Linked DNA regions of Mus musculus: region 2 is linked to region 1. Evidence: chromatin contacts called from ENCODE POLR2A ChIA-PET data. All regions are on one chromosome and are shown on one strand. The core of a region is the stretch at or near the end of the contact, and the rest is flanking DNA. Distances in the headings are between cores, read along the strand shown. Region 1 holds the start of Eif3d (eukaryotic translation initiation factor 3, subunit D). Region 2 holds the start of Myh9 (myosin, heavy polypeptide 9, non-muscle).

What was found. ChIA-PET counts read pairs that join two places held with the same protein, here RNA polymerase II (POLR2A).
Region 2: POLR2A ChIA-PET joins it to region 1 with 13 read pairs in Patski. The contact joins the promoter of Myh9 here to the promoter of Eif3d in region 1. POLR2A ChIA-PET finds 5 or more read pairs at or near these places in 3 of 5 experiments (Patski and embryonic stem cell).

What each region holds. Positions count from the first base shown.
Region 1 is chr15:77,968,424-77,972,396 of GRCm38, forward strand. It overlaps Eif3d (eukaryotic translation initiation factor 3, subunit D), which reads right to left and starts at 2,401. Exons shown (of 15, transcript NM_018749.2): 1 at 2,260-2,401; 2 at 34-166. The coding sequence starts at 156.
Region 2 is chr15:77,840,096-77,843,623 of GRCm38, forward strand. It overlaps Myh9 (myosin, heavy polypeptide 9, non-muscle), which reads right to left and starts at 2,080. Exons shown (of 41, transcript NM_022410.3): 1 at 1,862-2,080. It also overlaps the pseudogene Gm22107.

The DNA.
Region 1 (3,973 bases), core at 1,151-3,650:
GGAGTAGCTGCCCCAGCTGAAGGGACCCAATACCTTTCCCAGCCGATCTCCTTTGCTGAATGGCTGGTAGGGCATATCCCGAAATTGCTCAGGAACGGCACAGGGACCCCAGCCTGAGGGGTTGTCCTGGATCACAGGTGTCATGAACTTCGCCATCTTCTAAAACCTGTGAACACAAGCAGTGTGAGAAGTTTCAGAAGGAAGGCCGCCAAGTTCCAAACACTCCACCCTCCACTGAAGCTGCACTGCAGAGGTGCACCCTGGCTCTCGAGCACTGTGGACAGGGTTTTCCTGTAAACTGTTCAAAGAACACTCAAAACGCAGAACCCTGCCAACACCAGCGACATTTTCCTATGTCTCACTGATTCTAGGACAGGTTCTTTGGTGAACATCTTTGCAATGAAGCTGTGCCTTTCCTTGATGGGGTGTCCCGTCTTTCTCAGTAGAACATATGATAAAGGTGTCTTCAATTATTCAAGGAGGTAAGAGTAGTGAATTCCCCGAAACACCTTCACCAAAGCACCCAACAGCAAATGTCTCTAAACCCAGTCTCCATCAGAGGGCCTCGGTCAAAGTCTTGGTGATTGTCACCCTGCACAATTACCACTCAGTTACACAAAGGCACCGGCACACAGTGCTTTAAAGACCCTCGGGCTGCTGAGATGGTGCCACAAGTAAAGGTGGAACCAAAGTGGAAAGTGAGAACAGACCCCCACACGTGGCCTTCTCCAGCAGAATGCCACAGCACAAACTCCCACACACGTGCATACACAGACAGCAACAACAAAATCCTAAAAATAAAGGACTAAAACCAACCAAACAAGACCATCCCCTGAACCCTCAATCAGACCCCACCCTTCCAATTTTCCATCAGCACAAGTCCTGTACAGTGCATGCAGCCAAGCAAAAGGACCATTGGTGACCAAGGTGGTCACAAACTTCAGAGCAAAAGCGGCCGAGTGTCAAATGTCCATACGCAGGAGCACCAGGACACTGTTCTGACCGCTTACAGCACACGCGCTCACTAAACCCTTCGGACAATCCCGTGGGGCCAGTCCCATTTTCTGGGTAAGAAAATTTGAACACAGGCAGTGTAGCTTTGGCCCCGCAGTATATAGTATATACCACAGCTCATTTTAGGAAAGTAAAAGCTAATAGCTGTATAATCCAGGGGCTTGCTGGACACTTCCCATCAAAAACCAAAGCAAACAACAAAAGGAAAAAAAAAAAACCCATGCATTGACCACACACAAGAAACCTGAAATTGTCCACCATTAGAGCTCAGTAGCCTCTCCTCCTCCTCTGACACACGGAAGCTGGTGATACTTAGGTGACACGGACAAGAGTAAACCCAGGAGCTTCACCCTCCAAATATGAACGTATGCTAAGTTGTAGGAAGAACACGGGGTTGTGGGAGAGAGGGTGAGGTGGTGGTGGTGGGGTGTGGTGGCCTTCAAACAGCTGACATGAAGTAAGAGGCCCCAGGATGTTGGGGTGCTGTGCTGGACGCTTTACCACCGACTGCTACCACACACCCCATCTTTGAGACACAAAGCTAGCTCTGCTAACTTAAGGAGTCCATCTGCCCATCCCTTCAAAAAGTTTCCAAGGCTGTCTACTTAGGCCCGACCTCCTTCTGGTTATACTGTGGGTAGCTGGCAGCCTGACCACCTGGGGCTTTAAGCCATACCCAACAGGCTGCCCCCAAAGCAACTGTAAACTTGAGTTGTCACAAGTTCAAGATGGCTCAAGGCCTGATGTGCATCATCATCTATCTCCCTGGATGGACAGGGTTTGGTCCTTCGGCTACTGCACACGTGAATCAGAAAGAAAGCAGTAGGGGAAAAGTAAAACGGCGCGACAGCTGTATTGGCCACAATACAGTGTGGGTCACTGGGGACACTACAGGTGGGGGCCATTAACTCCTGGGCTCCGTTTCCGATCAGAGCTGGAACCTACTCTCAGCCCCCCATTTCGGAGCACAGAAACAATCTGTTCGAACCCCTAGAGGAGGCTACGTCGCCCCACAACCCACCCCACGGCGCTGAGCAGAGCGCCGAGCGAGGGATCCACACACAAGGTCCGGTGTCCTGCATTCTGAGTCGTGCCTGGGACCACCGGGGGCCAATTCCCGCCCCGCCCAGCGGAGGGGCACAGGCGACAGGACGTAAAGGAAGGCTCTTCCGGGAGCTCCCGAAGCCACGTCTAGCCCAGGCTGGCTCGCGAGGTCCGCAGGGTCCCACGAAACAAGCCGCTCACCTGCAAAAGCCTTCACGGGCCCGGATGGCGACAGATGGCCCGGGGAAAAAACTGCGATTGCCGGGATACTCCGAGGAGTCAAGGCAGGAGGGAAGATGCGCGCGCAGGGGCCGGTGCCGTAAACGGCGACCAGCGCTGTCGTAAATGGCCCTACCACTTCCTTCTTAGTCAGCGGAAAAATGTCAAGCCGTAAAGTGAGACACAACCGGAAGTGTGTCACAGCTCTCGGCTTTAAAAAAAAAAAAAAAAAAAATCCTCGTTCGCCCCTGAGGTGCCAGACACAAGTGAGGGGATTACGTCAGTGGCGTCTGGGGACGCCCGGAGAGGTTCAGAACTGAATCGTGGTCACGCTCGGGGCCAGAGAAGCCGGGGCGGGGAGTCGGAGCTGTCCCCGCGGTGTCCCATAATGCTTCGCGCCAGGCTCGCCTCCTCTGCCTCCCACAATGCCCCGCCGCGCTCGCTGGCCCCAGCGTGGTCGTCGGTCTGGCTGATCGTTATCTGGAGAGTGGCCCGGCGCGTTTCGTGTGCTTGTCACTTGTGGCCCCAACGCAGGGTGGCAAATGACCTGCCTAGTCCGGGTTGCTAGAGCTTCGGGGTGCCCGCTAGGACTCAAACCTTTGTCCCACAGGTCACAAGCGTCTTTCAACGGAGATTTCTGGTCGCTATTTTTTAAAGCAGATTTAGAGTGCCTCGCTCTAAATCGATATTCAGATCGGGGCTATCCAAGCTACGTCTTAATTGATCATCACAGTTCACAGGGTGCGGGTCAGTGTGACCTCTTGGCGTCTTCCACCCCCTGCAGCCGTCTGGAAAGAGACTCGGGATGGGCGTTTTTTAAAAAGCTGGTCCCTTCTGCCTGCTGTTTATGTTTCCTTGATAGTTTCTCAGCAGATCTCCTTGATTAGAAAATACATCTTTAAAAAAAGAAAAAAAAAAAACATCTTAGATACATGTGGTGTCCAGGGTCAGCCAAGTGTAGTTTTATGGCCTTCATATCTGACATCTCTCTCCCCTCCTCCCTTAATGAAACTGGAAATGCTAGATAATAAATTGTAAAATAAATGGTTGTCAAAGGACATTTCCACATTCGGGTCCTTACCGTGGATACCACTGGGATGAATTTGATCAGGTGATTTGGCCTCTACCTGTGTTGGAAATGGTAATGTTGGTGGGATTACCCATTTCACTAATTTACCAATGAGCTTGCCTTCCCGTTTCCCCAATTTGTGTTCTCAGGATTTGGTGGGTCCTGCTGGGTCCTCGTCATTAACTTAAATTTCCCACCACATTGGGACTAGCCTGTCTGTGTTGTAACTTCAGCCGTACCTGAGTGCTGTCTGCCCTCATAGTACCATCTCCCTCATTGTTCGAACCATTCATACTCCCAGTGGGTTGCTCCTCAGGATGCTCAAAGCTCTTCCCACACTTCCGAGGGAAGATGTGGCCTGACATCTCCCTGCCCTTCTGAACAACCTCTGCTCTGGCCACCACGACCCTGCTCTCATTCCTCTCCCAGCAGGTCCCACACTTGCTGTACTTTCTGCCCCAAAGGTTTACTGTCACTGTCTGGGTCCTATTGTGTGTGTGTGTGTGTGTGTGTGTTTGTTTGTATGTCTTTAAGAGTTAGTTGCAGCATGTTCTGGGATCCCTCTACTCTGAAACTGAAGGGGAGGGATCATAACGACAGAAGCTGGTGAAGTTGGAGATTGTGAGA
Region 2 (3,528 bases), core at 830-3,329, 130 kb before region 1:
GGGCCAGGTCTTACTCAATTCACACCCACCCCACCCCGCCCCCACACACACCACCTGGCAAAGTCCCTGGCAGAAGCCCGGTTAAATATTTGCTCAATTACACATCTATAGGCCCTTCCCCCCTACCCCCACCTATAACAACCTGGTATATAAATTGACTGATATTGAGTGATTGTCTACACGGGGCTTCAAGCAAATTGCCTCCTTAATAGAAAGGGAGGGAGGCCTCCAGGTGAAGTTATCAGCTTGGACTCTAGACAGTGGAGTCAGAAATGGCTACAATGTTTCTGTGAACAAGTTACCTTTTATTTATTTATTTATTTATTTATTTATTTATTTTTGCTGTTTCAAAAAGCTTTATTTTCACTTGGTCAAGGCTTAGGAGGGGCTCCGGGGCGGGTTACAGATCTGCCTAGTGGCTTGAGAGTTCTAGATGGAGGTCCTGAGATTGACTGGCTGGCATACAGCAGAGGAGGGAGTCCTTTGGGAGGCAGAAACCTCCTAAGTCGTGCTTGAGAGTGAGCCACTCTTAGAGATACTTGGGCCAGTCTGCGTTGGCTAAAAAATACGGAACTCAATGCATTTGCGTGTCATCCTTACGCAGAGGCCATGCTAATCTGTATCGTTCCAATTTTGGTATAGGTGCTGCTGTAGGAAGCACGCAAGTTACTTTGAAATCTTGCTAATCCAGAAAACCGCTCAGAGAACTGAGAACTCGATGGACCTCCCTGTAGCCCAGCCGAGGCAGCCTCCGGGTCTCCAAGACCTGGGACTTCCCAGGGACCTTTTCCCTAACACCGCTGGGTGGGGCCTTAGGCACCCGCCCGAGCCCACCCAGCCTTCAGTTTCACTACAGCCCGCAAGCAAGTCATAGAGGGTACTTGACTCAGTTTGCCTGGGAGAGATGGGGACCCGGAGGAGCGGGGTGCAGCTCCTGCCTTAGGCGTGGCTCCAGAACAGGATGAGGTGAAGACCCTAGTGCAAGGAAGTGGGGGATGTCTTCAAAACTCCGCCTCTCATCAAACATAAAAGATGCGGCTGCCCGGCCTGGTCTTAAAGTCAGGGCCAGCTCCCAGAGACTGGCCCGGGCGTGGCGTCCCAAGGTGCGGTGGAAATCAGGTGCACGCCTGCCCGGGCGACGGGGCAGCTGCCGGCAGACCCAGGCCTTCTGACCTCGGGCAATAGAAATCCAAGGTTGAATGAGGTCAGACGGGGGGGTTCTTTTCCTGCGCCCTGAGCCCCTCGGCAGCTGGGACCCCTTTTCCCACGCACTCTGAGTACCTCTCCCCGCCCCCTCCCGGCCCAAGGGCTGACGGACAAATGAGGAAGTCCGCAGCGGACGGCGGAAACCGTGCCGGGCGCAATGTCTGCGGCGGGACCGACCGATCCTGACTCAGGAGGACGCCCTGACAGCTGCCAAGCGGTCCTCGCCTGCCCGTTACCTCCCTTTGCCAAACTTACAAAGGAGCTGCTGCCCCGTGCCCACGAACGCATCCGGCCGGCTCGGCCGAGATCTCCGGGACTGCTGCGTCCCGGAAGGGGTTAAAAAGTTTGCCGGAGCTGGCCGTCGGGGAGGCGGGAGTGCAGAGGCGACAGGAGCAGGCCGAGCTCCCAGTGCCCCGACCGGGAAGGGCATCCTGTAGGGCCGGGGACTGCGTCCCCCGGTTCCCTAACCCCGAGGCCTCGCTGCCTATCACCCCTCGGGTGAGGATGCGGAGTCCGGTCGCACCCGACCGCGCTGAAACCCGCCACGCGGAGGCCGAGAACCACAGGGCCGTCCGCCCCAAAGGACTCGAGTCTTGTCGCCGCGCGCGCGCGCTCGGCAGCTCCGGGGCGGGACATACCGGCAAAGCTCGCTCACCTGAACCTGGGTCTGCCCGGGGAACAGGCGCTGGTTCTTCCGAGTGGACTTTCTCGAGCGCTCGGGCGGCGCGGCGGGGTGGGGCGAACGCGAGACTGGAAGCTGCAGCAGGTCAGGTTCTTGAGCCTTCCGTGCCCTGCCCAGGAACCGCGGTGATCTGCGCGCCTCACCGCACCCAGCTCTGGTGCGCGCCGCCCTCCCTGCCCCGCCCTTCCAAGAGGAGGGCGGGTCTACAGCTCGCCGCCGGCTCGTGGGTGGAGCTTCCAAGAGTCCCCGCCCTCTCCCCACACTGCCCAATCCAACAGGAGTCTGGCCTAAACTGACAGATTTTCGGCCTATAAACAGACAAGAGATGGAAGCCGGAGTGCTGAGATTCATCCTCCCCATCTGTCCCCACCTCCGCCCACCCCACCTTCCACCCGCGCTTCCTAGGCGGGAGCCACGCCTTGTTGGGCGGGTCCAATGGACAGCCAGGTTACAGGACCAGGATTGACGCGGATTTCATCCAATCAGAAGCAAGCGGCTCAGGCGCGCTGGGCTCCTGGTCCCGGCTCTGGTGTGCAGCTTGGGCCGCGCCGGGGCCGGAGGGAGCGTACTGGGGAGGTCTGAGGCTCTGACACTCCGCCCAGCGAACCGTGTTTTCCCTTCGTCCTGTCCTACCAGGAGAACAGATATTAAGTACCATATATGGGAAAAGTGGTATTTTACATAATTATGATGGCTGTGGGGGCGGTCATGGCTTCAACCCTGCATTCCGTGTGGGCGTCCTGAGTTCGATTTTGGAGCCTGCTCGCGGCTGTCCTCCAACCTCTGAACCTTTGCTCTGGCTAGTACCTCTGCCTGGAATGCAGTCTAAGCCACTCTTAACCTTTGAATAATTAACTCACACACATCTCAGATATTTGTCACTAAATTATTTTAAGGGTAGATTTCATTTGTTTTATTTTGGTTACTAACCACGAGAGGATTTTTTTTTTCATTTAAAAAAATGTACTTTGCCATTAATCTATCAGGAATTTGTCCACGCATTATTTTCTGCCCAAATTGTCCGTTTCCGAGTTGTGTCCATTGATCTATGTGGTCGATCCTGCAGCACGTCAATGCTTTCAAATGGCTTTATGAAGGCAAATTTCTCGTCATTGCTCTTAACTGTTGGAATGTTCTTGCTAACACAGTTAAAATGATCCTTCCATATAAACTTCAGGGAAAACTTACATTCTGAAGCCAAAAAGCAGCTAAAGAAAGAAAGAGATTTTGCAGCCCAGATGACCAGTGATTGCTACCCACATTACAGCAAAGACTGCTTCCCAGTTGATAAGAAAAATTTAAAAAATTTTTAAAAGGCTGAACCATCCAGGGGTTGTGGGTGGTATACCAGAACTCAAGAGGTCTGAGGTAGGAGGGGGAGTTCAAGACTAGCCTGAACTACACAGACAAGCAGTTCAAAGGTGTGAAATATATAAAGCCAATAATTACTTTTAAAACTAATCATCAAGAGACTGGAGATGTACGGGCAGTGGTGGCCCATGCCTTTAACCCCAGCACTCGGGAGGCAGAGGCAGGCAGATTTCTGAGTTCGGTCTGCAGAGTGAGTTCCAGGACAGCTAGAGCTACACAGAGAAACCCTGTCTCGGAAAAAAAAAAAAAAAAAAAAAAGCCCAGCATTG